2 separate regions of the Homo sapiens genome follow, and region 2 is linked to region 1. The links are chromatin contacts, found by Hi-C in ENCODE. All regions are on one chromosome and are shown on one strand. The core of a region is the stretch at or near the end of the contact, and the rest is flanking DNA. Distances in the headings are between cores, read along the strand shown. Region 1 holds the start of EWSR1 (EWS RNA binding protein 1). Region 2 holds the start of RTCB (RNA 2',3'-cyclic phosphate and 5'-OH ligase).

Region 1 (3,167 bases), core at 323-2,822:
CCCTGGTCAGGCCTCTCGGTCCCAGGACTCCCACTGAGCTGATTCAGGGCAGGAAGCAGGATCCCAGAGAGACAAGAAGGCTGCCTAATTTGCTCCCCTGCCAAGCGCCTTCTCCACATCTACCAGTTTCCTGCAGGAAAAATGTGGAAAGCTCCTCTGCCTGCATTGTCCTTCCCTCCATTTTGCCAGCAGGCAAACTCCTATTTCACCCTTGGAAGCCCAGCTCAAATATCCCTTCCCCTCCTCTGGCCCCCTAACATCATGGATCTTATCCTTAGGAGCACAGCTTGGCCAGTCTGTCTCCCTAGGCAGGTGGTCTGAGCTCATGGCTCCTCTGATCCAACCCCACATTCCCCAGGGTATTCACAGCACACAGCCAGTGCTTTATATATGTTCACTGAAAAAAGGACACTAGCTTGGCTCCTGGTCCTGCCGAGGGATTTGAAGGTGAACCCTGCCCTTCGCGGACCCGGGCATCCACCTAGGGGGCTGGGGCTAGAGGTCCAGGAAGGTGGGCAGGGTCAGCCTTGCCTGGAGGCAGGGTTTGGGGCCAAGGCACCCACCGTAAACCTCCTCCTGCATCGACACCTCACAACCATTCCCCAGCTCTGGGCACCTTAGCAAGGGTGAAGGGCTTACCCGTGGACACTCGGAACTGGGACTTGAGCCCCCTGGACCTCACTTTCTTCAATCTATGAAACGGGGCAGTGCACCACCAGGCCCTGCCTACCTTACTGGGAAGCCGGGAGGGCAGAATGGAAAGACAAGGACGGAGATTCTTCCGGTGGCGGATAGAGTAGGGGGTCCCAGGATCTGTCTGGTTCGAACTCAGCTGGTGACTTTGCAGAGATACTCAATTTCCTTGGGCCTCAGTTTCCCCTTCTGTAGAAACAAGGATATCGGATGAGGGATGATTAAAGGGCCTGCTCCACCTCGACCGTTACCGGGGATAGGGTCTCGGGGCCAGGCACGGCGTTCGAGGCCTCCCACCCAGCCGACCGGCCTTGGGGACCCTTCCCCGCTGGCCCGGGCCACGCGTCCCGGGTACTCACTGCAGAGCGCGCCCGGCAACCCCGAAAGGCCGGTCGGGGACCCCGGCTGGGAGTCAGGACTCTAGCTCCCGGGCGCGACCCGAGAACCCTGAATCCATTCCGCGCACACCCGGCCGCGTGACCCCTGCCGACCGGCTGGCGCGCCACCCATTCCCCGCGGCCCGCGGATTAGTCAGCAGTTGTTCTAGTCCGGGTCCCTTCCCCCAGCCCTCCCGCCGATCTCCGTCTCCCTGCAGGGCCGACTCTTCAGCGACCGTCCCTAGAGCCAGCGGACGGAACCATTCCAAACAGCCTAGTCTCGTGCTGAGAGCCTCTCCGGTTTCACGCTGAGACCCGCTCACCCCCGCTCTGGCCCCTTAGATGCTATTTTGGCCCGAGTGTCACGTCGGGCGCTCTTTAGAGAGGACTGGGACAAGAGTTGCGGACGCGAAGAACGAGTAAGCGGTGGTTCATCCCTCCTGACCCCACCCCCGTGGCCTGGCCCGATGGTCGCGCCCGGGGTTGCGAGATTTGCGCCTGCGCAGTGCGGCGCCTAGAGGGAAAGCGAGAGGGAGACGGACGTTGAGAGAACGAGGAGGAAGGAGAGAAAATGGCGTCCACGGGTGAGTATGGTGGAACTGCGGTCGCGCCGGCGGTAGCCGGAACGCCCAAACTGGGGGTCGTTCGTCTCTGGGCTTGGCTGGGAAGACTGAGTGGAGTTGCCGAGAGGGGGTTGAGGCACCCGCCGCGGCCCGACGAGCTCGGGGATCCGCATTCCTCTCCCCTCCCCCAACCGGGCGGGCCGGTTCTGGAATCTTCCGGCGCCCGTGGCGCGCGGGGGGCTTGCTGCGGCGGGGGCGCGCGGGGCCCGCCTTGGCCTCCATTGTGTGGCGGTCCTCGCGCCCTGAGCTCCGGGCCTCCCGCCACGTGGGCGGGGCCTGCGGCCTTCGAGGCCCTGCGTGAAGGGGAGGATTTGGCCAGGCCTCAAGCCGGTCACTATGAAACCGCCGGGGGGCCCGCAGGCTGCTGTCCCTGTGAGGCCTCCCTCCCCGTTTTCAGGGTTTCCTGAGAAACCAGGGGAAAAAGCAAATAAAGATACCGTGGATTTGTGGGCCGAGGGGTGCCGGCCTATGAGCGGGAGCCCCGTCATCCTTAAGACCCAGTCGGCTGGGGCGTCTGGCGCTGCCGAGCTGCCCCCTCTGTGGCTTCCAGCCCCAAGCCGAACTTCTGCTCGCCTGGGCTTTAGACAGAATGTGCTTCCCTCCTCCAGGGCCCCCAGTTTGCCGCTTTCTTGGGCTTCTCCATTTTTATCGTTATTAATCCACGTCCTCCCCTCCCCCAAAACCAATTAAGTGGCTTCCCAGGGCCCTTTTTCTGCAAACGCCGAGGGACATCCGTTGTATAATAAGGCCAGCCTGGGTCGAGAGACGAGAAACGCTACCAGAAAGATATTTCTGGTCTCTCTGACCTAGGAGGAACAAAAGGCCGAGCCTTCATTTGAATTATGTTTCAGCAGTGGCCTCGCACGTTTATTCGCCTGCGTTAGGCCGGCAGGCCTGTTGATTTCGTAGGTCGACAGAGGAGAGGGGAAAAAAGGCCAGTAGAAGCAATCTTAAAGGCACTTGCAAGCAAGCCCCGGTTGGGAACTCCAAAATGGGAGTAGAGTGGTCCTTGATGGAAGGAGCGTTTAAGAGTGTCGCCTAGCCATCACCTGCAGTTCGCAATCTGTGGGTACACTAACCCGCGAAAATTGGCAGGGTGGAGCATTTTTGCCCCGGGGGTATTCTCAGGCCACCTGGTTCCAGGCCTTAGAGACAGTGGGAGAAGATGAGAAGGAAGACAGGAAAAGTTCTGGGCACTCCAGAGTTTTTGGAGTCCAGAATCCAGCAACTTAAGGACAGTTTAAGAATTCTCCCCATCTGTGGTCAATAAACAGGTAAGTGTTGGCTGTTCGTGCCGGGATACCAAAGAGTGGATACCAAAGAGTGCCGGTAGAAGAGAGGACTGAAATACCACAGCTAACCTCCCGGTGGGAAGTGGTTTCCTAGGTGCCCTATCCACCCTCTTCTGCTCTGCAAAAGCCTGAAAAGGCAAAACGTGTGCGTTGACATTTTTGCGTGGCTGGACGTGCCTTTT
Region 2 (3,167 bases), core at 410-2,909, 3.1 Mb after region 1:
AATGAGACTTGCCCCTAGATAGAATGAGCAGCAGTGTGTGCATCAAAGGCTGAGTCAGAACACCTGCCAGACAATGACAGTCTGTGTTATTAGATCCTACAGATAATCATGTCATGGTGTTTTCTTTTTCTTTTCTTTTTTTTTTTTTTTGAGACTCACTCTGTCACCTAGGCTGGAGTGCAGTTTAGAATGATCACGGGTCACTGCAGCCAAGATCTCCCAGGCTCAAGCGATCCCCCTGCCTCAGCCTCCTGAGTAGCTGTGGTGCACACCACCCCGCCTGGCTAATTAAATTTTTTTTGTAGAGACAGGGTCCCACTATATTGCCCAGGCAGGTCTCCAAAGTCCTAGGCACAAAGGATCTTCCCGCCTTGGCCTCCCAAAGCGTTGGGATTACAGGCCATGAACCACTGCGCTCTCCCTATGTTAGATTTTCTATTCCTTCCTTCAGGGTAACGGTTTCCACACAAAGAAAGTGGCCAAACAGCAAACAGAACACAGATTTATCCCCGTGCGCTTTTTCTTCCCTCAGTGTAAGTGACTTGCCAACAAGGGAAACTCAGTAAGCTTTGATTCTGAATAAAAGAATGGAGTGACTATTGGGAGCTGTTTACCAAGACGTGAGACGAGACGGTAAACCTTTGAAGCATTTACTTGGCACCTTCAGGGATTTCAAAAACTATTTAAAAATACGTTGCAAAACTTCATAAACGTTTTCTTTTTTCACATTAATAAAAATATGAGCACAGATGGTGATGAAGGCCGAGAGATACAGAGCCCAGGCTTTCAAACTATCTGATGATCCTGAGCCCTCAAGTCTCCATCTGGGACGTCAAAGAAGTAAACCGGACATCAAGTCCTGGCTGAGCTTCTTCCTAGGTGGGTAGAGGAAGCTATGTCACCGACAGATCCTCGAGGTCCTTCTGTGAAGTGAATATTAAAATCAAACAGGCCCTGCCCTGCGCTACTGCAAGAAATGACATCGCTTTATTAAAAACCAACATGCGATACTGAATGCTGAAAACCTGGTTTAGTGAACAAAGGTTTGTAAACGTTATTTAAATAACCAGCATGACTCAGAGGAGGTGAATTCCAGTCCCAGCAAATGAACCTGGGGCTGGCTGTTCCACCCTGGAAAAGATCACTGAAGTTTCTGTGAACGTAAAACAGCTCACGATACGTTTATGAGACTGATCTGTGAAAACGCTTTGGAAACCCCAATTTCGTATTTATTTAGATTCCCATATCCACCGCACTTAGCTTGTCCTCGTGGTTCGGGGACCTCTCCTGGCGGGAGGTGGTGCCGGAACAGGTTGGGCGGCCCCAGAACCGTGAGGGGAGAAGGACGGGATGAGGGAAACTCTGCAAGGGGCCGGGGCGGACCCAGTGGTCAGGGGAGGTCCAGAGGGCGCAGTGGACGCCGGCCGGGCCGGGGACGGAGCACGGAAGGCCCCGCCATTTGCTCTCCTGCCTTACCTGCATGTTGGGCACGAAGCCCTTCTTGATCCTCCAGCAGTTTTTATTGATCTTCTCCAAGAACTGCAGCTCATCATTATAGCTGCGACTCATGGTGGCGAAAACTGTAGCAAAAACTCCCGGCTCCGCTTTGAAGAGCCGCTGCCGCGTAGTCCGGCTTCTCAGAGCACCGCCTTCCAAGAACCAAAGCGCAGGCGCGACCAGCGCCGCAGCAGATGAGCAACGGCAAGCGCCGAGGCTCAAAATTCTTCAGGCCAATGTCTTTCCTCTGGTTAAGTTGTACTGTCCTGTAGTGTATAACTTTAGGATCTTTATTAGTCGATTTCCTCTAAACTACAGCTAAGCGAAATCCAGAAGTTTAAAGTATAATCTAGTTATCTTTTGTTTTGGAAATGCTTTTCAGCAGCTTATGAAAACACCTTGAGTCTGGGTCAGGTTCGGTGCATTGGCTTGGAGTTTACACCCTCAGCTGGGAGGGGAAAAAGATAACGCCAGCAGCTGAGAAAGAAAAACCTGTTTGAGTAAATACCATAGCTGAACATTTATGTTTCAGAATGAATCTGGATATACACCAAATAACTTTTTTGGTCAGAAAGGAGCATCCCAAAGAATGAAGCATGGCAGCTTATCATTTATTCTGACAAACACTTGTGGGTGCATCTATTGTGGCCAGACATATACTACAAAATGATCAAATCACAGCCCTTATGGATCGCCAAAACTCCCCAGTCTAGCCGCATTTGATGATCAAGACCTCTTTAATCATGCTTTTATACGCCGTGTCTCTTGTTCATAGTGGTAAGTGAGCTTTAAGTGATTTCAGTTTCCAGTTCGGCCTCATGTCAACAACTGCAACTTTGGGATTAGAAAGACGCAAGATTCAATTTCTATCTGTGCCATTTACTGACTTGGTGTGATTAACCCCTCTTATCTCTGTTTCGTCATCTCTAAAATGGGATCATAATTCTTTCTTGAGTAGAAGGCTAAATGAAGTGACACTGGAGGGGTAATCAGCACGGGGCTTGGCACACGGCAAGCACTCTATAAACAGCTCTCCTCTTTCCATTCCCCCACTAGACTGTAAGTGCTGCAAAAAACAGTATGTAGTTTCCATTCATTTGTTGCATTATCTACACTGGTTCCGCTTTTCTTCTCTTCTGCCCCAATTTCTCCCCATTGATTAGGTGCTCTGACACATTAATATCATTCTCAGTTATGAATTGTCTGAGTTTAGTACTCTGCACTGCCATTTCATTGAATCTGTGGTGGGTGAAAAATCCCAAAGCTTGAAGTGATACAACTTTTAGAGTTTCCTGTGGTTACCCTGTTCCTTCTTGGAAAGATTTCAGAGGTAAAGAATTCTCTTTTAAAATCAAGCCTTGATGTCTGTGCAACCTTAGGTCTCTTCCCTTTTCTATGTCTTATTTTATTTTATTATTTTTTTGAGTTGGAGTCTTGCTCTGTCGCCAGGCTGGAGTGCAGTGGTGCCATCTCGGCTCACTGCAACCTCCGCCTCCCAGGTTCAAGCGATTCTCCTGCCTCAGCCTCCCAAGCAGCTGGGACTACAGGTGCGTGCCACCACTCCCAGTTAATTTTTGTATTTTTAGTAGAGACTGGGTTTCACCATGTTGGCCAGGATAGTCTCGACCTCTTGACCTCATGATCCGCCCACCTTGGCCTCCTAAAGTGCT

Evidence for each region. A loop is a pair of places that touch in the nucleus more often than their neighbours do. Pooled maps may share reads with other maps.
Region 2: a map of CD4-positive, alpha-beta T cell shows a loop between it and region 1 (5-fold over the local background). The contact joins the promoter of RTCB here to the promoter of EWSR1 in region 1. A Hi-C loop is called at or near these places in 2 of 168 maps with a recorded cell type or tissue (CD4-positive, alpha-beta T cell and naive thymus-derived CD4-positive, alpha-beta T cell) and 6 of 50 pooled maps.

Annotation. Positions count from the first base shown.
Region 1 is chr22:29,266,696-29,269,862 of GRCh38, forward strand. It overlaps EWSR1 (EWS RNA binding protein 1), which reads left to right and starts at 1,573. Exons shown (of 17, transcript NM_005243.4): 1 at 1,573-1,654. The coding sequence starts at 1,642. It overlaps RHBDD3 (rhomboid domain containing 3), which reads right to left and starts at 1,286. Exons shown (of 7, transcript NM_012265.3): 1 at 1,053-1,286; 2 at 731-882. RefSeq lists enhancers at 1,165-2,036, 1,429-1,488, 1,599-1,658, 3,121-3,167 and a silencer at 1,829-1,918.
Region 2 is chr22:32,410,588-32,413,754 of GRCh38, forward strand. It overlaps RTCB (RNA 2',3'-cyclic phosphate and 5'-OH ligase), which reads right to left and starts at 1,660. Exons shown (of 12, transcript NM_014306.5): 1 at 1,477-1,660. The coding sequence starts at 1,569. RefSeq lists an enhancer at 1,630-1,809.